Linked DNA regions of Homo sapiens: all the other regions are linked to region 2. The links are chromatin loops, found by intact Hi-C in ENCODE. Cell type or tissue: mammary epithelial cell. All regions are shown on one strand.

Region 1 (8,000 bases), 120 kb before region 2:
GGAGTCTGCATTTTCTAGTTTTAGTCAGCCATTCTGGAAGCTGCGTCCTGGTAACCGCAGTGTCCCAGCTGTGAACTCCGGGCAAGTGTACAGCATCATCTTCCATTCACCATGTGGTTACTGCACTTCTCATACAAACTACCTGCGTTACTCAGTTATCCAGTATCAAGGACTATGCCACACTCCTTAGAGCAGATGCAGGGCACTTAGAGATTAATAAAACAGGCCGAGCACAGCCTGTAACCCCAGCACTTTGGGAGCCTGAGATGGAAGAACTGCTTGAGCCCAGGAGTTCAAGACCAGCCTCGGCAACATAGTGAGACCCCCATCTCTACTAAAAATAAAAAATTAGCCTTGCATGGTGGCACCTTCCTGTGGTCCCAGCTACTTGGGAGGCTGAGATGGGAGGATCCCTTGAGCTCAGGTGGTTGAGGCTGCAGTGAGTTGTGACTGTGCCACTGCACACCAGCCTGGGCAACAGAGCAAGACTCTGTCTCAAAAAAATTAATTAATTAAATAAAAATAAAAATAAAACCCTTTTAGAGTTCAAGTCTTAATTGCCATATGGCTTTGAGCAACTTATTTTATCTCACTGTGCCTCCATTTCCTAGACCTGGAAACGAAAATAAGAGAGAATGAAATTTAAACAGCTTCTCAGAAGAGTATGTAAGTTAAGCCACATAAAACATATAAATAAATATCTGTCACTTAGTAGCCACTCAGCACATGGTAATTACAAAGCATGGTGCCATAAGAAGTTGCTGGGGAGGCAGACATGTAAATGAATGCAGAAAATATATGAGGAATACTAAAATACAAATTAAAGTGTCCTGTGGCTTTTTCATCCACATAGATGAGTGTCAAAGCTACTATCTCTCTGGGAGGATCATGGCAGACAGGAGGCAGGTCTAGATTGCAGCTCCCACTCAGATGGACAGAGCAGCATGTGGAGTATTGCATCATGAACTTTTGCTCCAGAATGACTGCAGGAAGAAATCAGGAAAGCCAAGAGAACCCACAGACCCTCTGAGGGAAGTGAATTGCTCCTGCAGGACCTGGGAGACACCCCAAACACCATGAGTGCCCAAACTATGGAAGTCGGAAAGGGGCATCGTTCACCCCCAAACACACAACCTCACTGGGGAACCGCAAGATCTAGATCACTGGAGAAGATTCTGACATTACCTGGAGCTGAGTCAATTTAGAGAGCCGAGTGAAATGCAGGGGTAGAGGAAGCAGTGGGAAAATCCCTGTGGGCTCTCTGGGTGACCTAGCAATCCATTTCTGCCTTGCCTCCCAGGGGTCATTGGGGAGGGCTACCAGAGGCACTGGGAAAAGGCCACAGGGAGAAGGAAGCCTCCAGCTGAACTTTGTAACAATTCCAACTGAACAAGAAGTCTCCTGGCCAGAACTACAGGGAGGGCGTGAATCCTGTGTGCAGACCACAGGCAGGGAAGCACGAAGGGTTCACAGCTCTCACAGCTGGGCGGCTGGTAGCCTGGGGCAAGCTCTCAGCCCTGCTTGCCCACTGCCCTGGACACAGACTTGGTGCTGTTGAGCAGGGAATGGTGAGAGTGAGACTGGCCCTTTGGGTTGTGAGGGAGCTGGGTGAGGCCTGTGATTGCCAGCTTTCCCTCACTTCCCTGACAACCTGCATGACACATCAGAGGCAGCATAATCCTCCTAGGAACATAACTCCATTGACCTGGGAACCACACCTCCATCTCCCACAGCAGCCACAGCCACACCTCCATCTCCCACAGCAGCCACAGCAAGACCCACTCAAGGAGAGTCTGAACTCAGACATGCCTAGCGCTGCCCCCACTTAATGGTCCTTCCCTACCCACCCTGCTAGCTGAAGACAAACAGCGTATACTCTTGGGAGTTCTAGGGCCCCACCCACCACCTGATCCCTCCCATACTACCATAGCTGATGCTCTCTGGAAAGTGCCACCTCCCAGCAGGAAGCCAGCCAACTCAAAAACAGTGCATTAAACCACCAAGACTAAGGACCCTCACAGAGTCCATTTCACCCCCCTGCCACCTCCACCAGAGCAGGCATTGGTATCCACAGCTGAGAGACCCACAGATGGTTCATATCACAAGACTCTGTACAGACAACTCCCAGTGCCAGCCCAGAGCCTGGTAGACCTGTTGGGTGACTAAATTCAGAAGAGAGATAATACTCACGACAGCTCAGATCTCAGGAAGCCACATCCCTAGGAAAAGGGGGAGAGTACTACATCAAGGGAACACCCTGTGGGACAAAAGAATCTGAACAACAGCCTTGAGCCCTAGACCTTCCCTCCGACAGAGCCTACCCAAATGAGAAGGAACTAGGAAACCAACTCCGGTAATATGACAAAACAAGGCTCTTTAATACCCTCCAAAAAATCACACTAGCTCACCAGCAATGAATCCAACCAAAAAAAAATCCCTGATTTACCTGAAAAAAAATTCTTAAGGTCAGTTATTAAGCTAATCAAAGAGGTGCCAGAAAAAGGAAAAGCCCAATTTAAGGAAATAAAAAAAAAATACAGAAAGTAAGGGGAGAAATTTTCAATGAAATAGGTAGCATATAGTAAAAAGTAATCAAAACTTCAGGAACCAACGGATGTAGTTATAGAAATTCAAAATGCTCTGGGAAGTCTCAGCAATAGAAGCGAATGAGCAGGAGAAAGAACCTCAGAGTTCAAACACAAGGTTTTCAAAATAATCCAACAAAAACAAAGAAAAAAGAATAAGAAAATATGAACAAAGCCTCCAAGAAGTCTGGGATTATGTTAAATGACCAAACCAAAGAATAATCGGCATTCCTAAGAAGAAGAGAAATCTAAAAGTTTGGAAAACATATTAGGGTATCCACTACTGGGTATCTACCCAGAGGAAGTCATTACATGAAAAGGATACTTGCACACATATGTTTATAGCAGCACAATTCTCAGTTGTAAAAATGTGGAACCAACCCATATGCCCATCAATCAATGAGTGGATAAAGAAACTGCAGTATACATATACGATGGAATACTACTCAGCCATAAACAGGAATGAATTAATGGCATTCACAGCAACCTGGATGAGATCGGAGACCATTATTCTAAGTGAAATAACTCAGGAATGGAAAAGCAAACATTGTATGTTCTCAATCATATGTGGGAGCTAAGCTATGAGGATACAGAGACATAAGAATGACACAGTGGACTTTGGGGACTCAGGGAGAAAGGGTGGGAAGGGAGTGATGGATAAAAGACTACAATTTGGGTGCAGTGTATACTGCTCGGGTGATGTGTGCACCAAAATCTCACAAATCACCACTAAAGATCTTACTCATGTGGCTGGGCGCAGTGGCTCATGCCTGTAATCCCAACACTTTGGGAGACCGAGGCAGGTGGATCACGAGGTCAGGAGATCGAGACCATCCTGGCTAACATGATGAAACCCATCTCTACTAGAAATACAAAAAATTAGCTGGGTGTGGTGGTGGGCCCCTGTAGTCCCAGCTACTCAGGAGGCTGAGGCAGGAGAATGGCATGAACCCGGGACGCGGAGCTGGCAGTGAGCCGAGATCGCGCCACTGCACTCCAGCCTGGGCGACAGAGCAAGACTCCGTCTCAAAAAAGAAAAAAAGAAAGATCTTACTCATGTAACAAAACACCACCTGCTCCCCAATAACCTATGGAAATAAAATAATTTTTTTAAAAAAAAGAATCTAGGCTGGGCATGGTGGCTCACGTCTGTAATCCCAGCACTTTGGGAGGCCAAGGCGGGTGGATTACCTGAGGTCAGGAGTTTGAGACCAGCCTGGCCAACATGATGAAACCCTGTCTCTACTAAAAATACAAAAATTAGCCAGGCGTGGTGGCACACACCTGTAGTCCCAGCTACTCAGGAGGCTGAGGCAGGAGAATGGCATGAACCCGGGAGGCAGAAGTTGCAATGAGCCGAGATCGTGCCACTGCACTCCAGCCTGGCCGACAGAGTGAGACTGTGTCAAAAAAAAAAAAAAAAAAAGAAAGAAAGAAAAGAAAAAGAAACTAATAGGGAAAAACAGCTAGTATCACTCTTACATGAGATCTTTAGGCATTATACAGTAAGACTGTCTCAATCTCAGTAAGAACTAAGTAAATAAATAAAATAACAGACTTTTGTGCATCCAAAACTTTCAGGCAAAGATTGTAAGTTCTCTAGCATCATTATATGCCCAGGTTATATTTCTCAAGCCTTACTTGTTCCTTCCACACATTAACATTTCAGAATTATATTTCATTTATAACAGGTATTCTCTAGGCTCACTAACCTGACAGGGTTAATATCAAAAAATAAAAACAAAAATAATGGCATTTAAATAAAAATAGCCTCTGGCTTGAGCCCATCCTAGCAACCACAGTGAAATTCCAGCTTCCCCCAAATCTTCTCAGAGTTCTTGGATGGCCTGAGAATGATCCCCACAGCCTCTAGACGCTACCTGCAATGTTCTTTGCAAGGAGCTCCCCTCTTCCCTTCAATTGGTTCCACCTCTGTCTACAAAGCTGCTTTCCTTTCTCTCTTATGGCTCACTTTACTGATACTGAACTCCTTGCTTCCCAATATTGAGATCTGCTGTGTCCTGGGGCTGGGGCTGTACCTCTCCCGTATCACTCCCCTGCTCTTGTCACCATCAGCGCTTCTGTCCTGAGCTACAAGCCCTCAGCTAAGCCACAGCATGCAAGTGCATGTTTCAGTCTACAGGCAGAGCTGGAGGCCGCTTGCTCCAAAAGAGAACATCCACTTTACTTTCTTACCTTGCTGCATCCACAAGAGGGAGCCTCGTGCCAGCTTCTCCAGCCAGGATGGTAGCCCCCAAGACTCTTCCTCTTCCATCCACCTTTAGGTGCAGCATCCAACAAGGTCAAAATCACAATGTCTTGCATCTAACAAAAAATTACCAGGCATAAAAAAAAAAAAAAAAAAAAAACAGGAAAATATGACCCTTAATATAAAGGAAAAAAACATGAAAAACAACCCAGAAATGACACAGACTATAGAATTAGTGGAAATAGTTATTATAATTGTATCCTATATGATATATAGTGTATATATATATGTAATTGATATATAATTGTATCAAAAATTTAGAAGACTGAACGTGTTGGTAGATCTATAGAAGATGTTTTTTAAATACCCAAATTGAACTTCTGAAATTAAAACTATAATGTCTAACATGAAAACACATTGGATGAGATTAACAGCAGATTAGACACTAAGAAGAAAAGATTTGTGAACTTAAAGACAGCAATAAAAGCCATCCAAATTGAAATACAAAGAGAAAAAAAAAAATGAAAAGAAACGAGAAGAGCATCAGGGCATTGTGGGACAACTTCAATCAGTCTAAAAAATGAAAAGATGCTTCCAAATGTAAAAAAGAATCCTTTAAATTGTCAAAGAGCCCATCAGAATTTTTAACAGCTCTATTAGAAAAAAAATTCATTTTGCTGCTTAAGTTCCAGCAGGCCAATCTTTGTGATGAATCCCTTGGGATGTTGCCAATCCAGACAGGCAGCTCTTAAGGTGACATACCAGTCATCCAGGGACTTACCATCATGTCAGTCATTTTGTTACTGTTTTTAATAATGTAAAATACTTGACCAATGAGGATTCCTTCCAGAAATGCAAAAGTTATCCAACAATAGGAATCCTATCTACACAAATCATTACATTTATAAAGAAGAAAGCCCACATGATTTTATGAATTAATGTATAAAGGTGTTTCTCTAATATTTAACAGCATTCTAATAAAAAGTTTAACTAACATAGGAATAGACAGAAGCTACCTAAACAAGACGAAAACTGTTTACCAAAACAGAATTCTATTTTTAATCATGATGGAATAATAGAGACTAGAAGTACCTTCCCTCCTTGCACAACTAAAAGCTGGACAAAATATATCAAGTGAAAGTTTTCAGACATTGGACAACAGGCAGTGCAAGACTGTGATCCCTGAGAGAAAGACAAGTGAGATGAGCCTGCAAGTACCCCCAGCTCACTGCCTGGAGAATTTCCAGGCTGATCACAGAAAAAAGAAACCAAAACAGGAGTCCAACAGTCTCACTGATTAAGGAGACAAAGTTCAGAGTTCCAGCAGGGCAAAATGAGAAAAATCTGTGAGGCAAAGTATCAGAGAAAAAGTACTGCAGAGAGTGAGGGTTCCAGAGATCTTCAGAGCAGTCCCTCAAGACTTGGGCTGAGTACTGCTATGTGCTTGTGTAAGGAGACTACTGAGGCTGGGGAAAGAACAGCAGAGAAGAGTAGGCAGAACAATTTCAGGAGTTCACACAGGACCAGAAATAGTGTTTTCCCTAGCCGGTTTGGGAAGATCTCCTAATACGGTGGGGCATTGGGTACAGTTCTCAAAAGCAAATTGCCTCAGTGGGGCCAAATTAGCCCTCAGTGTAAAAGTAAAGTACCTAAAGGGATGTTTAGAAATCCAGCACCCAATAACATAATGTGTACAATGTCTGGCATTCAATAAAATATTACCTAGTATGCAAATAAGCAGGAACATAAGACCCAGTACCAGAAAAAAAAAAATCATTCTATAAACATAGACCTATATATGACTCAGATGTTAGAATTTGTAGGCAAGGACATCAAAACAAGAATTATAAATTCACTCCATATGTTCAAGAAGTACAAGAAAGCATGAGTATAGTCGGGAGAAAAATGAAATGCCTAACTAAACTTCTAGAAATGAAAAATACAATAACTAAGCTGAAAAATACATTGGCAGGATTAACAGCAGATTAAATGCTACAGGAGAAAAGATTTGTGAATTTGAAGATATAGCAATAGGAACTATGCAAATTAAACATTGAGAGAAAATATAAGCCAGAAGAAAACTAAACAAAGCATCAATAAGTTGTGGGACAATATCAAGTAGCCTAACATATACATAACTGGAGTATCCAGAAGAGGGGAGGAAAATAATACTTGAAAAAAATGGCCATTTTTTTTCCAAATTTAATGAAAATAAACCCACATGTATTAGTCAGAGTTCTACAAAGAAACGGAAGGAATAGGATATATATATATATAGTATTTATATTAGTATTATACTATATATATTTTATACATATAAAATATATTGCAGGTGTGAGCCACCATACCCAGTATATGTATTATTTATATATGTAAATATGTAGTATTTTACTAATATAAATATATTGGCAACATATAACTATATTTACATATATAAATATATTAGAGGGAGAGAGAGATTTATATGAAGAATTGGCTCACACGGTTATGAAGGCCAAAAAGTGCCATGATCTGCCATCTGCAAGTCAGAGACCCAGGAAGACCAGTGCTGTAATTCAGCCAGTGGTTGGGTCCATCCAGAAGCACTCTCATGGACACAGCAAAAATTATGTTTAACCTGTGCACCCCATAGCCCAGTCATGTTGACACATAAAATTTATTATCACAAGTCTACCCTTTGTCAACTTGGCACCCATACACATCTCCTCAAACCAAACTTATTCTCCAAATAAAAATAATAGGTCATAATTCCACCTACCTTAATACTACCCTGGATACAATAAAAAACACAGTAACTTATTTCCCAGATGAGGAGGTAAAATCCTTGAAACATGTTTACTCTTTGATATACTATAACACTTGGCTGGGTGCAGTGGCTCACACCTGCAATCCCAGCACTTTGGGAGGCCAAGGCAGGCAGATCACTTGAGCTCAGAAGTTCAAGACCAGCCTGGGCAACATGGTGAAACACCAACTCTATAAAAAAAAATACAAAAATTAGCCAGGCACGGTGGTGTGTGCCTGTAGTCCCAGCTACTTGGAATGCTGAGGTGGGAGGATGGCTTGAGCCCAGGAGGCGGAGGTTGCAGTGAGCCAAGATCGTGCCACTGTACCACAGCCTGGGTAACAGAGCCAGACTCTGTCTCAAAAAAAAAAAATTAAATTAAAAATACTTAAATACTATGATATAAAATATTATAAATACA
Region 2 (8,000 bases):
GGCCGGGTGCCGTGGCTCACGCCTGTAATCCCAGTACTTTGGGAGGCCAAGGAGGGCGGATCACCTGAGGTTGGGAGTTCGAGACCAGCCTGACCAACATGGAGAAACCTTGTTTCTACCAAAAATACAAAAATTAGCCGGGCGTGGTGGCACATGCCTGTAATCCCAGCTACTCGGGAGGCTGAGACAGGAGAATCTCTTGAACCTGGGAGGCGGAGGTTGCGGTGAGCCGAGATCTCGCCATTGCACTCCAGCCTGGGCAACAAGAGCAAAACTTCGTCTCAAAAAAATAAATAAATAAACTCCTGTTTATTGAGTGATTAATATGTGCACTGCTCTGTGCTGAGTAGGGAAATATCCTTATCTTTTTGTGTGTGTAGGTGTGTATATACACAAACATATATATGTATACCGAATATTTAAAGAAATATCTGTTATATATAGGTATATATAAAGAGATATGTAAGTAATATCAAACAACCATTAGTTACTTAGCTGTGTGACCCTGTGTAAGTTTCTTAAATTCTTTGTATTCATTTTCCTTATTTGTAATACAGGTTTGTTGATAATAACTGCCTCATAGGGTTGTTTTAAGAATCAAGAGTATGGATGGACGCCTGTAATCCCAGCACTTTGGGAGGCTGAGGCAGGCAGGGTGCTTGAGCTCAGGAGTTCAAGACCAGCCTGGACAACATGGTGAAACCTCATCTCTACTTAAAAAAAAAAAAAAAAAGTCAGGCGGTGTGGTGGCATGTGCTGCTAGTTCCAGCTGCCTAGGAGGCTGACATGGGAGGGTGACTTGAGCCCAAGAGGTGGAGGTTGCAGTGAGCCAAGCCAAGATCTTACTACTGCGCTCCAGCCTGGGCAACAGAACCAGACCCCCTCTTTGTATTTCTTACACCAACCCAATGAGACAAGTACCACTGACCCAATTCTATATGTATAGGAAACTAAGGTTCACAGGGAGTTGTCCAAGGTTTCAGTGATTAGTTTACATTCCTGGTTCTGCAGCCTATACAAGTTTGTCTGCCTATATCTATATTTTTTCCTGCCTCCAAAGCAGGTGACACTTGGATATTTACACAGAAATTTGTCAGGCAGTTGTTTGGTAAGAGGACCAGAGAAACGCACTGGGCTGGAGTCTGTGACAGAGTACAGCCTTGAGAGAAGTACGTGGGGCATGGCAAGCAGAAACTAAATATGCTATCAGAACAAGAATTTTGGAATTAGAGCACACAGTGGTATTCAGCTTGGCGTCCAGTAATTAGACCATTAAGGATTGGATTGAGGCTGAGGATCTAGAGCTCTAAAAATCAAGTCAGAATTTCTCTTAGGAGTTAGGGATGCCCAGATTCTGTGGATGTGTTTAAAGTGGCAGCAACTGCAAAGAGGATCGCTGCAGAGACTGGGCGTGAGGCTGCCATTAGTTGCTTCATTTCTCAGTCACCTGTAACCATTCTTCATTCCATGATACTAGATCTACTATTCCCTGATAAATCAGCTGAACAGACGAGCCTACCAAACTCATGGTTTGATGCCCTCTGCAATACCAAGTTTCATCTGTGTCCTTATGGCTGATAACTGACTTGCATATCTAGCTTCCCGACTTCTGGCTTAATCTTAACCTCTTAAATTTGCCTGCCCCTACAAATCCTGCCAATCGGGATTCCTTTTTGCCTTCATATTACTGATTTCAAACTTGTTTTGTTCCTTTTTTACATTTAATTGTTTATTTATAAAAATAGTTCACATATATAGTTTTAAGAGTAACATGTGGTGTAAGACTTACAATAAGGAACAATCAGTTCCCTACTCTTCCCCATTATTCACTAGCAACCCCTTTCAGCTCTTATAAAAATGGAGAGAAAGTGAGTCTTTTGTTTACTTCCTATGGTTACCTCCAGCATAAAGCCACACTTCAGGTGAGCCCTGCCCCCAGATGCAGTCACTTAGGCCAATATTTACTTAAACCAAATTTTTTGGTTATTGTTCTAGAGTTCAGTTCATAATCATACTTCTCATTAATACTTCTTAAACATTTTGGCCTTCCAGGCCTTTTCTTGCTTGTTGGTATGCATATGTGTATTAATTTCTTTTTACTTCCATTCCCACTTCTATTCCCCTCTGAATCCTTAGGCAAACATTGTAGTATGTTTGTTCGTATCCTTTGGTAGGCACTCTTTTTAAAAACAATTAAAATAAAAATTTTTAAACAACCACAAACTTACAAATTCAAAGAACTATTTTCCTGAACCATTTGAGGGTGAGTTGCCAACCTCTGATAGTTTCACCATTCCTCTGAATATTTTAAAGTGTATTTCCTACAGACAAGTGCATTCCACATCATTATAATTATTATCAACAATTATGAAGTTAATAATTCTCAGCCCCCATTTAGTTTTGTCAGTTATAATAATGTTCTTCATAGCAGAAGGATCTGGTTCAGAGCCAAGTATTTGCTTTTAGTTATCCTGTTTGTGTAGTCTCTTTCAGCCTGTAATTGTTCCTTAGTCATGTCCTAGACTTTCATGACCTTTATAGTTTCGGCAGTACAGGTCACTTACTTTGTGGAATCTCCTTCAATTTGGGTAAATTTTCCCTATGTTCTTTATATTCTTTTTAGGTGGTACATGATTTTGATTTGTCTCATTTCTGGTGATGTCCACTTGGGTCACTTAGAAGATGTTTGCCAAGCTTCTCCACTATCAAGTTACTTTTTCCTTGTAATTCATGAGTATTTTGTGAGGAGGTGCTTTGAAACTACATAAACATCCTATTGCTATTGAACTTCTAATTTATTCATTTATTTATATCTCAATGGACTCATCTCCTATTTCATTAAATGGGTAGTAATGGTATACATTCACATAAAGTGTGTTTTACATGCATGCATATTACATTGGCATAAATAGTATTATTTTAATATATAACTATATAAAAGTATTAAAATATTATCTACATCGAGAAAGTCATATCTAGAAGGGTCAGGATAATTATCTGATTGGTAGTAAGACTCCACCGTAATGAGATAGGTGGGGTTCAACATATTTAATTAGGCCGGGTGCAGTGGCTCAGGCCTGTAATCCCAGCACTTTGGGAGGGTGAGGGTGAGGACTGCTGAGACCAGGAGTTCGACATCAGCCTAGGCAACATAGTGAGACCCTGTCTCTACAAAAAATAAAAAACATTAACCAGGTGGGGTGGCATGTGCCTATAGTCCCAGCCACTTGGGAGGTTGAGGCAGGAGGATCGCTTGAGTCCGCGAGGTTGAGGGTGCAGTGAGCTATGATTGCACCACTGCATTCCAGCCTGTGTGATAGAGCAGACCCCATCTCAGAAACAAAATTTGATCACACTAGTGTTATTTCTAGCTGGCCCGGAGTTACAGGAATCCAGCTGCATGATCCAAATCTGACCTGGTCCTAGCTGTGGTTTGCTGCCACCTGGTGACAGTTGTCCACTTGAGTATAAATATAAATGGGGACAAATCTGGCTAAGACTTCCACACATTGGCAGCAATTTCAGGTATGGTTAGTTGATGCCAAGTTCTTTGGCACAATCCTGGGAGATTGGGCGAGGAGAATGCTGTGAATGAGAAAGACCCATTCTTTGCTTCCTTGCTTTCTAAGACAGGTGGCCTATTTTCTTCTTCTAGGCCTTGCTTTGCCTCTGTGAGGGCCATACTGAATGGTAGGTAACTGCGTTTACTGTTCTATTGATGATTTTAATTTTATCTTAAGTTTTCTTCATATTAACAAGTATGGGGCCGGGTGCAGTGGCTCAGGCACTTTGGGAGGCCGAGGCAGGTGGATCACTTGAGGTCAGGAGTTCAAGACCAGTCTGGCCAATATGGTGTAACCCTGTCTCTACTAAAAGTACAAGAATTAGCTGAATACAGTGGCGCACACCTGTAATCCCAGCTACTTGGGTGACTGAGGCATGAGAATTGCTTGAACCCAGGAGGCGGAGGTTGCAGTGAGCTGAGATTGCACTGCTGCACTCCAGCCTAGGCAACAGAGCAAGACTCTGTCTCAAATAAATAAATGAAAATTGTAATTAATTTTTAACAAAGGAAAAAAAAGCAGTTAAGATGGAAGGCCCAACTGTTTTAGCAGTAAGAGAAACCATGTGGATGATTTGTGTAGGAACTATTTTCCAGCACTTCAGAAATTTGTTTCAAGTATTTATTTAAGGCCTACTATCTGTACTTGGTTCTGAGTATGTAAAAATATTCTCTCTCCCTCTGTCTCAAAAAAAAAAAAAAAGATTCTCTCTTCTAAAGCAAGACTTACCTGGCTTTACCTTTTCTCTCTCTTTTTTTTTTTTTTTTTTGAGATGGAGTTTTGCTCTTGTTGCCTAGGCTGGAGTGCAGTGGTGCGACCTTGGCTAACTGCAACCTCTGCCTCCCGGGTTCAAGCAGTTCTGCCTCAGCCTCCTGAATAGCTGGGATTATGGCATGCACCACCATGCCCGGCTAATTTTGTAGTTTTAGTAGAGACGGGGTTTCTCCTTGTTGGTCAGGCTGGTCTCGAACTCCCAGCCTCAGGTGATCCGCCCGCCTTGGCCTCCCAAAGTGCTGAGATTACAGGTGTGAGCCACCGTGCCCAGCCTATCTTTTCTATTTTAATTCTATTACATATTCTTACCATTTTCAAATTTCTGCTGATTTATTTATCCATCCACAAACATCTTAATTCTTTCTAGATGTCAGACGCAGATGATTAATCACAGTCCTCAGTTTTATGGCCCATGTTGTCATTGGTCTGTGCAAGCAACCTTATTTTTGTTACTTCCTTCCAATTTTTTTTTTTTTTTTTTTTTTGAGACAGGGTCTCTCTCTGTCACCCAGCTGGGAATATTGGCACGTGCCACCACACCTAGATAATTAAAAAAAAATATTTTGTGGAGTCCAGATCTTGCTGTGTTTCTCAGGCTGGTCTCAAGCTCTTGGGCTCAAGCCATCCTAGCACCTCGGCCTCCCAAAGTGCTGGGATTACAGGCATGAGCCACTGCACCCGTCCCCTAATGGTGTAACTTTTTTATGAATTGTTTTAACTGTGTCCCACAAAATGTAGTGTTTTGACAAAGTTTCTTAGTTTCCTTTATTTTTCTTTTTAACACGAGTCACTTAGTATGTTTTAGTTTCTAAATATATTGGTTTTTTAACAAAACTCTACTTTTGATATTAATATCTAATTTCATTATATCATAGTTAATGTGATCTCTGTGATACTGGTTATTTGGATTTTATTGAGGCTTGCTTTATGGCTGTAAACGTGTACTTGAAAAGACTTCCTTCTTTATCTTTGCTGTGTACAGAGTTCTATATATTGTCTAATTGTTGAGAATTTTTTTTTTTTTCGAGACGGCGTTTCACTCTTGTCGTCCAGGCTGGAGTGCAATGGTACAATCTCAGCTCACTGCAACTTCCGCCTCCTGGATTCAAGCGATTCTCCTGCCTCAGCCTCCCAAGTAGCTGTGGTTACAGGTGCCCGCCACCATGCCCGGCTAGTTTTTGTATTTTTTTTGTAGAGACGGGGTTTTACCATGTTGGCCAGTTTGGTCTTGAACTCCTGACTTTACGTGATCCGCCTGCTTCGGCCTCCCAAGGTGCTGGGATTACAGGTGTGAGCCACTGTGCCCAGCCCAGAATTGTTAATTATATTGTTTAGATCTTCAGTACTTTTATTTTTTTCTACATGATTAGTTTCTGAGAAGGGAGTATTAAAATCTGCAAGTGCAATTTTTTTTTTTTTTTTTCCAAGACAGGGTCTCACTCTGTCACCCAGACTGGAGTGCAGTGGCATGATCACAGCCCACTGCAGCTTTGACCTCCCAGGCTCAGGTGATCCTCCCGCCTTAGCCTCCTGGGTAGCTGGGACTACAGGCAGGCACCCACCTCCACATTTTTTTATTTTTTGTAGAAGCAGTTTCACTATGTTGTCCAGGTTGGTCTTGAACTCCTGGGCTCAAGTGATCCACCCACCGTAGCCTCCCAAAGTGCTAAGATTATCACCATCAATGATGGGCATGATAGTTAATTCATATTAACATTCCTGGCCATGATAGTTAATTCATATATTTTTCTCTGCATTCTCTCATTTGTTACTTGACATATTTTGTTACTGTAATTTCTAGGTCACAAACATGCAGGCTTGTTTGTTATGGTTGTATCTTCTTGTTTTATTATTCCTTTTAGCAGTACATACTGCCCCTCATGGCATTTTTTTGTCTTGAATTTCATTTTATCAGATTGTTTCTTCAGCTTTCCTTCAGTTTATTTTTTTCCTGTGATATTTTTCTCTCATTTTTTGTGTTTTGTAGATAACATTGTTGGATTTTGGAACAGATGGACCAAGAACTTAAAATAAGCATGATAATATGTTTAAGAAACTTAGGAATTCAGAATGGTATATTTTATCTGGTTTTTGTCCATCTTTGATACAGTTGTATGTACTCTTTGAGTGATTAATTATTTTGGTTCATGAGTTTGTTTTTCCTGGGGTTTTCAGCTACTCTGTTTGGTTATGTATATTGGGGAAATAATGGAAATCCAAGTTCGATTCAAGTTCTTGTCTGCTTCTGAGAGGAGGGTGATCCCCAGGCAACACAAAATCAGCATTGATCATTCCTGATTGCTGTCATTTTACCATGTAACAACACTGGACACAGTTGTACTTTGAAACTCCTAGACAGTAGTGGAAGGAGACCTTCTTTTAAAATTATAATCTACCAGCCAGGAAACTTGTAAGAGGAAAGGCTGGAACAGTGGATGCTGAGGATGGCCAGTCAGCCTGCATCTGTTTTCATTGAAACCTTACAGCTAGGCAAGGTGCCTCATGCCTGTAATCCCAGCACTTTGGGAGGCCAAGGTGGGCGGATCACTTGAGCCCAGGAGTTCGAAATCAGCCTGGGCAACATGGCAAAACAAAAAATAGCTGGGCATGGTGGCATGTGCCTGCAGCCCTAGCTGCTTGGGAGGCTGAGGTGGGAGGATTGCTTGAGCCTGGGAGGTTGAAGCTGCTGTGAGCCGAGATTGTGCCACTGTACTCCAGCCTGGGTGATAGAACCTGCCTCAAAAAACCAAACAAAACCTTATACTAGCAGGGCTCTTACCCTGTCCTGGTTTTACCGTGTACACACTTGGCAAGCAAGGGACAGGGAATGATTTTCCCAAAGCATAAATGGGTGAGAACCAAGGACAAAATGTAAATGCTTTTTTTCACCCTTCCCCACGTAGCCCTCCTACTCCCGGTCAGTCCTCAGCAAAGCATTATTTTCTGAAGTTTTTTATTTACTTGTATCAATGTAATACTGTATGTATATGTAATTTTAAAAATTAAAAAACTATTAATACTAGGCTTATGATGTGAAACAGTAGTTTCTTGCTTTACCTATTCCCTCCCACATTTCCTCTCTCTAGTCTTGTTTGTTTTCTGGTACATTACTTACCACTAGATTTCTAAATAGTGTGCTCATATTGCTAGTTAATGATTTTTAAATTTTTAGCATTTTCTATTGATTTACTATTGTGGAACATGAGTTTAGCTCTTTCATACCACTCAGCCTTACCTTTACCACCATTTTCCCTTCCTTTATCTTTCCCATTATAGTGATAGCAATATCAAGTGTTTATGTTATTTTAACTATATATAAATACTATGTTGACTCTTCTCAGTTGTGTATGATTACATTACCTTTCTTGGAAAATCTTTTGTTTTTCCTGAAGTTTTCTTTTTTTTTTTCTTTCCATTTTATGTTGTTTCCTTTGTCATTCTCATCTGTAATTCCAGATTTTCTATTAGAACTGTAAAACCCCTTTACTTCTGTCCTTCCGTCCTTCCATCCATCCATCCGTCTGTCCGTCCTTCCATCCATCCATCCGTCTGTCCGTCCTTCCTTCCTTCCTTTCACTTTTTTTTTTTTTTTTTTTTTTTTTTGAGACAGAGTCTCATTCTGTCACCCAGGCTGGAGTGCAGTGGCTCAATCTCGGCTCACTG
Region 3 (8,000 bases), 66 kb before region 2:
GAAAACTAAAGGTATGAGAAAACTTGGAGATAATGGTAATATTCTATAATTTAGTAGGTTACACAGTGTATGCATTTGTCAAAACTTGTTTAACAGTATTCAAGATTTGTGCATGGTGCTGCATGCAAATTTTACCTGAAAAACAGCTTCAACTCCAGTTAATTATATGTGTGCTGAACTGCTTAGAAGTGAAGTATGCTTTCAGTTGACTTTTCAATGAATTAAAAAACTAGATGGATTGATGGATGAATAGAAGGATGGATAGATGGATTGTTATGTGGTAAAGCAGTAATAGTTTTATCCAGAATCTAGGTGGTGGGTACATGCATGTTCACTGTATAAAACTTTCAGCTTCTATAGATGTTTGAAAATTCTCATAATAAAATGGAAAATAATGGCACAATTCTATGTATTTTTTAATCAACTTTGAAATATGCCGATAAGAACCACATTGCTAATTAAAGAAGTGAAGTACAGGAAGGTTTGGGCTGTGTGTTTCTGTGTAAAAGAAGGAGGAGTCAAAAGTTAGCCAGGCGTGGTGGTGCACGCCTGTAGTCCCAGCTACTTGGGAGGCTGAGGCAGGAGAATGGCGTGAATCCAGGAGGCGGAGCTTGCAGTGAGCCGGGATCGCACCACTGCACTCCAGCCTGAGCGACAGAGCTAGACTTAATCTCAAAAAAAAAAAAAAAAAAGAAGGAGGAGGAGTCAGATTTACATAAACTTGAACAAGCAAGAACTATTATTTCTAGAACATGTACCAAAACACTTACAAGACTGTCTCTGGAGAGGGAACTTATTTTTTGTTCTCTGTTATAATTGAATCATTAACCATGTGCATGTATTAATTCAATAAATAAACACATTAAAATTAAATGAGAGTTTAGTATCCATAACATTCCCTGAGAGAAAAATCTAGAGACTACTGCAGTTTGAAAGGCATGTAAAGAGAGGGGAATATGTTTGCAGTTTTGTTTTTTGTTTTTTGTTTTTTTCAAACAAAGAGAATACTGATGAAGAGGCAAAGATTTGGAATTTAGTAAAGAATAGGGATCATTTGTTAATTTTCAGAAGCTTTTAGGATAAATGAAATGAAAAAGATGCTGGGTTATTTTGGCAGGGAGTTTGATACATTTGACTAAAAGATTTAAAAATATACCTACATGTCAAGAAAAACTGAAATATTCTATACGTTTTACTACTTCCACTTAGCAGAGTTTATCTTGAGCCACTGTCCGTGGCATGTCCAATAGATGTAAAGGCTTCACACACACTCCTCATATGAACAAGTTACTGAAATATTGTCAAAGTGTCACATTTTCTCTATTATAAGGTAAATTGTTTTTCACAATTCTATTTTCTTTGAAATATGGGTAAGTCCTATAATCAATCTTCACCTTTAATGTGGTAGTACTAAACACTACCCAGAGTAACAACTAGGTATTTAATAGAACATCGTATAATAGAGAGAATCTCAGAATCAAATAAGATAGGTGAGTTTTTGCAAGCCTGTCTTTCTAGAGTTCCCTAGTATTCTTTAGAGTGTTAGGCCTATCATTCTCAGCTACCCACCAGATTGTACTTTACTAAGGCACAGGCAACTGTAAGAGTCAGACAATACTTGATAGTGTTGATATTAACACTTGAGATTTGTGATCACATAGGCATTGATTTGAGTCCTGACTCTATCACTTACTCCTGGATTATATGAACTTGGATAGATTATTTAAGGTCTCTAGGTCTTATCTGTAAAATTTCCTAATCTGTAAAAATAGTGTGACAATAATAAATAGCCTAACCAAAAAATAGACTTAAATAAATGTATGAAAAGCAGAGTAAGTGCTCAAAAACTTAGCTCTACTCTTATGCAAAAATGAACTATTTTAAGCAGTTACATGATACAAGAAATCAGCTTGATAATGGAAAAAGATCATAGCATTGTGGTCAATTTTTTTTTTTTTTTTTTTTTTTTTTTTTTTTTTTGAGACGGAGTCTCGCTCTGTCGCCCAGGCTGGAGTGCAGTGGCGCAATCTTGGCTCACTGCAAGCTCCGCCTCCCGGGTTCACCCCATTCTCCTGCCTCAGCCTCCCAAGTAGCTGGGACTACAGGCGCCCGCCACTACGCCCGGCTAATTTTTTGTATTTTTAGTAGAGACGGGGTTTCACCGTTTTAGCCGGGATGGTCTCGATCTCCTGACCTCGTGATCCGCCCGCCTCGGCCTCCCAAAGTGCTGGGATTACAGGCGTGAGCCACCGCGCCCGGCCCATTGTGGTCAAGTTTTACACAGGCATGATTTGTTTCGTGGCCTAGACTGAGTTGAATTAGAATAGAAGAAACCATATTACAAGTATTCAGGAATTAAGCAAAGACAAAAAAATAGTTATGACTGTGATAACTGAAACAAAGGAAAACATATAAGAGACAATGCATTTAATTTGCAAATTGACAAATAAGGTAGGTGAGGAAAAAAAGAGGCTTATGGAATTCTTGAGCCTAACGTGCAAGAAGAACAAGGATGCCGTTTGTTGGGAGAGGGGAATTGAGGAATAAGAGCCCATTTATTGGTGTGTGTATGTGTTGGGGGAGGAATGAGTTCAGTTTGGGACAACCATGAAGACCCAGCAGACAGTTGAAATACTGTTATGGAGTTCCCTTATATTCTAACCTATTACCTTTAGTTCTTTGAAGTCAGTTCTGCACCCCACTTTTTGCTCTACACCCAGACAGTAGCACAGACTGGTGTTCAGTAATGGCAGATGGAAAAGTAATGGGAGAACGGTGGTAAGTGGCCGGTGCATGCTGCAAGGCTTGTGCATGAAGACTCATCCTGAGTGAAGAGCCACACAGTTCCACCAGGGGGAAGACTGGTTTTTGCATATCCTGCAGAAACTCAACCACCTATTAGAGGAGAGAAACAGAGCGGGAAAGAACTACGCTGTAGGAAGGAAAGATGAACTTGAGTTTCACTTCTTAGTGCCTTTTCTCAGGGGAGAGGCCATCACTTGAAGATGCTGTCTCCTGCTCCTTCTCCGGGGATTAGGTATGAGCCTTGACTTGTGAGGAGTCTGGGGTTAATGTTAATGCTGGGTAGAGAGGTGGAAAGACTTCCTCTCCGGAGAGTCTGAAGCCACCAGACAGAAGATGAAGGGGATATGTTAGATTAAAGGACCATAACAGAGTAATTGTCGGCACAATAAAAAGGAGGCAGTGCCCTGGGGTCCTTTGGGAGCTGAGGTGGTATTGGAGAGATAAAGCAGAGACTTTCCCGTCTGACCCCAAGCTTGTCGGCCCTCATGAATATCTCTCTGGAACTAGGCTCTGTGTTCAGTGCTGTCATCTCTCAAAAGCCAAGCAGGGATATCTGTCAACGTGGAACCTCCATGATGATCCAGTGTCAAGTCGACAGCCAAGTCACCATGATGTTCTGGTACTGTCAGCAACCTGGACAGAGCGTGACACTGATTGCAACTGCAAATCAGGGCTCTGAGGCCACATATGAGAGCAGATTTGTCATTGACAAGTTTCCCATCAGCCGCCCAAACCTAACATTCTCAACTCTGACTGTGAGCAACAGGAGACCTGAAGACAGCAGCATATACCTCTGCAGCGTTGAAGACACAGTGCAGGGCACAGATCAAAGATCTAAGCAAGAACCTCAGCTCCCTTCTACCCAGCTCCCCTCACATGAACCTGAGGGCCCTGTCAAGGTGGGACAGAAGAGGAAACCACAGCTCTTGGGTAGACACAGCTGCTTCTGTGCTTGTAGGTGGGCATGGGTATGAATGGATAGACTGGGGATGAGGAGAGCATCTGCAGGACTAGCTGCAGTGTTCTATCCACAGTCAGGAAGAGTGGCTCCTGGAAAGCTGAGGGTAAAATTTCTTCTAGAAGGGTGCTCAGAAATACCCAATAAAAACAATCAGATACAGTTTCCTTCAAGTGGCAGGGTCAGTAATAGCCTTTAACTGTTTTATCTCAAGGCTCTATTTAGCTGGTTTTCTATCATAATATATTTTGGAAGAACTTTAGTCATCTTGAAACAAAGCTGGTATTACATTAATGACATCTGGTTGTTCTCCGTGGATAGGAATTATAAAGCCCTCTAGATGCCTCAGTATGACAATATGACACATGCATCCCAGACCAATATAAAATCTGCAAAGTTCAGGAACCTTCTATACTGGTGAGTTTTGGAGTGGTCCAGAGGTTTGGGGCATGTTGAAATATCTCCTCTAATGTGAGAAGTAAGCTGCTGCACCTTAGATCATCTACCACAGAGAAAGAGATGCAATGCTTAGTCTTTGGACTTTGAATTAAACTTTGGATATACTGCATTTGATTGTGCTACTCTATTCCGTTTACTATGTAATCTGTAAAGCTGGGGCCAGGGAAAGAGAGGGTTCTGTGGCAGAACAAGCCCATGATAAAAGCTTCCTGCTGCTTGGGCCATAGACTAAGCAGACCCAGTTGCTCCTGAAGAGCCTATGGTAGATACAGATGCTCTGTGGAGCTCCTGACATTCCCCAGTAAGAGAATCACAAGGCAGTGTGGAACAGGTTCACTGTGCCCTGATTTGCACTTCAGACCACTGCATCTTGGGCTACACTTTTGTTGCTTTCCAGACCCCAGAGAGAAAGAATGCTCTCACACACAAATTACACGAAGAGTGTTTATTACTTACACACAGGCAGCAAGGGAAAACAGAGGCCTAAGATTCAGGGAAAGCCAGTCCCACTAGGCTCAGGAAAGCTGTCCAGGGTGGATGAAATCTTGTCTGTGCCTTCCCTACTTGCACTGCCACTGGGGGACCTCAGAGAGCAGCCACCCTGGGTTTTATATCACAGAGCAACTTGACATGCTTGGCAAAGCACTGAAGGACATTCTATTTCTAGAAGGGACTGGAACAGAGCCCTGGCTATTCTGGACAGTTCCTCCTTATCTCAGGATGTTACATTCCCAGAACATTGTACAGTTATTCTTGAGAACTACAAGCAAGAAACTGGGGAGTACTGAGTTTGTCCAAGGCCACCTGGAGAATTGCCCTGCAGACAGGTGCAGAGTTTTGGTTAAAGCCATACTCTTACCAGCCAACGACCCCCTCTTCTTCTTTTGAAAAGTTGCTCCTGGCTCTGTAATGGATGCCTTATAATGGCATTCAGAACAAGGTATTATCTGATCTGCAAAACTGAATTTGGTTGTGCCCAGAGCATTCTCTCTGTTATTAAATGGAAAATATATAATCAAGACCATACTTAAGCACAGCTGGAAAAAGGCACAATTCAATTTCAAGAGCACATCTGAGTCTCACGGTACCCTACTCATACTTTTCTCCTCTTACCTTCAAACCACACCTAAGTTTTATGGAAATTCCATATTTCCAGTTGAGAAACATGAGCTCATTGTTTTAGATGGGTCTTCACGTTATTCTGGAAGGATCATTACAGTCTAACCAAGTATGGTTCTGAAAGGTAGTGGTGAAGGGAAATCCTCTCGGGGCCAAAACTTAAATTGGTATACCTGATTGTTGTCCATATTTTATTGAAGAAGAGATGGCCAGAAGTATAGCTATATCTTATGTTCAATTTTCTTTCATACTATCATCTAGTCTCCTTACCTATTCAGTCATATTTTTCTTCTTTTTGCTTCTCTATGCTACAATCTGGGTAATTTCTTTAAAACTACTGTTTAGTTTACTAATTCACACCTCAGCTCCAGTAAGCCTCTAATTTAATCTTTCAGCTGACTTTGTTCATCTAAATTATATTAATTTTTATTTCTAGAAAATCCACTTGGGTCATTTACAAATATGAGTGGCCATTTTTGAAAGCATCTTACTCCTTGTGTATTTTAAAACTATTTTCTTTTTATAAGTATATTAAGCATCTACTGGGAATTCTTATCTGACAATGCCAGCATTTGATACCTTTTTGCATCTGGTTTTTAGTAGTCTGCTGGCTCTCACTCAGGGTGGCCTATTTCCTTGGGCATTATTTAATTTGATGTCAATTCATCTTTCAGAATTCTTTAAATACTGGAGTAAAAGTGGGTTTTCTAAGAAATATTCATGCTTGCCTCTGTCAAGAAATTGGGGCGCTACAGACCTAATATCACTTTTTTTATAATTCTCAGTAGATATCTTCTTGGTCACAGAATGTCTATCTCAAACCCCAATGGGCTGACTGTTCAGCGACCATGAATATTCAGAGGAATTTTTTTTAAATCCTTCACCCAAAGCCAAGACCAAGATAAATAATATTCTTTGTTAACTGTTTCTAGGATTAGTTTTCTAGCTCATCCTTTCACTAACTGTGTATCTCTTTGTGTACCTCACTTTATGAAGGAGTGATTCCTATCTAGTTTCTGGTCCATGTAAGGTGTCATGGGCCTTCTCCAGTTTCCACGTGTACTAATTCTCCAGGTCACAGGAATGCACATGTATACCCATTTTATGTCATGGGTTCAGTGCTAGCTTACCTTCCTGCTCGATGCTCCCATTACCATAGGAAGTTGACAAATTTACCTACAGTGAAGCCTTGGATTATGAAGCACCTTCCTATATTACAAAATTGCCTCTTTAAAAGCAGTAAAGCACTGTGCTTAGGAACTTGAACTTTATCAAGTGACAGACCTAAGTTTAAAACTTGGTTCTTCTTTAACACTAGGTGTAACCTTAACAAGTTACACAATTTCTCCATGCCTTAATTTCTCCATAGAAAATAAGAATAATAGTGAGTTTTTAAATGTAGGGTTTTTTTATAAGAAAGTGATGCAATTATCTGCATAAAAAGCACACAGAGACAAAATATGCAATTAGTGTAGTTGCTACCTAAACGTATTTCTCACTATAAAAACATATTTTACCACTAGCAATTCCTTCCTCAAGAATAAGTATGACCCGCTCTCAGAAAATTTTATTATTATAATTGTTTCTCTTTTAGCTATTTTAATTACATAAAAAATTTGTGGTATTATAAAATATGCATATTATCAAAATAAAAAGTCAAAATCGTTCAGTTTAATACAATTAGATCATACAATATGTAGTTTTAGAATTTATTCCCTTAACCCAACAATATTTCATGAATATCATTTCATGTCAAAAATATTTTACATTAACTTTAATAAGAATAGTTCAATACACTGATGACCATCCTTCATACAATCAAAACCCATGACAAGGTATATATCCATAGGCTAGATGACAGGGTTATTTAATTTTAAATAGCAATTGGTTGTGTGTTTTGAATTATTTCTGTTACAGACTCAGAAGTAAACCATGAAAGCCCTCCTAACTCTACCTGCAGATGGCTGGTCCTTTTTATTCAGGTGTTAACTTAAATGCCACCTCCCCAAAGAGACCCTTCCACTCTACGTAAAAGCACTTCAGCAGTCATCCCATATTATATTATCACTTTATCCTATTTTACTAATATATACTCATCATTTACTGAAAGCGATGTATGTGCATCCCATTTCTATACCTCCTCACATGTGCATAAATGCATGCACGTGTACTCACAAATGCACTGAAACAAGAACCTTTTCTATCTTCTTCATTGCTGCTTCCAAATAGCCTAGAAGAACTCCTGGAATATCACTCCAGGAATTCAATAAATATTTGTGAGTAAATAAATATGATTTCAAAGAAAAGAGGAAAATTTATACAGCTGCAGTGGATTTCCCTGGAGGAAAACTCTACAAAGGCATTTGAGTTTAGATAATCTAAGCCCATAAGAAAATTAACTAGATTATTCTAACAGGAAAGGAATAAGCACTTCAAACTTTATATTTTTTATTCTTGTTTCAAATTTATGTTTTAGTTGCGGGGAGGATAGGAAAAGATTAAAGGACACAAAATTACAGCTAGATAGGAGGAATAACTTCCAGTGTTTTACAGAACTGTAGGAAGACTACAGATAACAAGCTTTGTATTTGAATAGAAAGGTACACATGTCATGTGCCAATCCCCTTCTGCTGCCTTACCCAAGACTGGGAAATGGAAC

Evidence for each region. A loop is a pair of places that touch in the nucleus more often than their neighbours do. Peaks named below come from ENCODE experiments on the same cell type or tissue, not always from the same donor. Only the 100,000 strongest peaks of a DNase experiment are listed, where the experiment ranks them.
Region 1: a loop joins it to region 2, with 18 times the contacts of the local background. A loop is called at or near these places in 18 of 110 quality-filtered maps.
Region 3: a loop joins it to region 2, with 6 times the contacts of the local background. A loop is called at or near these places in 7 of 110 quality-filtered maps.

Annotation. Positions count from the first base shown.
Region 1 is chr9:33,733,507-33,741,506 of GRCh38, forward strand. UBE2R2-AS1 (UBE2R2 antisense RNA 1) reads right to left here. Exons shown (of 5, transcript NR_170204.1): 4 at 4,782-4,910. Among named protein-coding and RNA genes, the nearest start is that of PRSS3, 58 kb to the right of the region's middle. In mammary epithelial cell, a CTCF peak has its summit at 4,787 (motif pointing right); a DNase peak (open chromatin) is centred at 4,755.
Region 2 is chr9:33,848,975-33,856,974 of GRCh38, forward strand. The region is part of intron 1 of UBE2R2 (ubiquitin conjugating enzyme E2 R2); the gene reads left to right. Among named protein-coding and RNA genes, the nearest start is that of UBE2R2-AS1, 34 kb to the left of the region's middle. In mammary epithelial cell, a CTCF peak has its summit at 3,438 (motif pointing left); no DNase peak of the experiment used is centred here; H3K27ac peaks cover 1,333 bases.
Region 3 is chr9:33,783,216-33,791,215 of GRCh38, forward strand. All of the region lies in intron 3 of UBE2R2-AS1 (UBE2R2 antisense RNA 1), which reads right to left. It also overlaps a transcript of PRSS3 not described here and the pseudogene TRBV29OR9-2. Among named protein-coding and RNA genes, the nearest start is that of PRSS3, 8.3 kb to the right of the region's middle. In mammary epithelial cell, no CTCF peak of the experiment used is centred here; no DNase peak of the experiment used is centred here.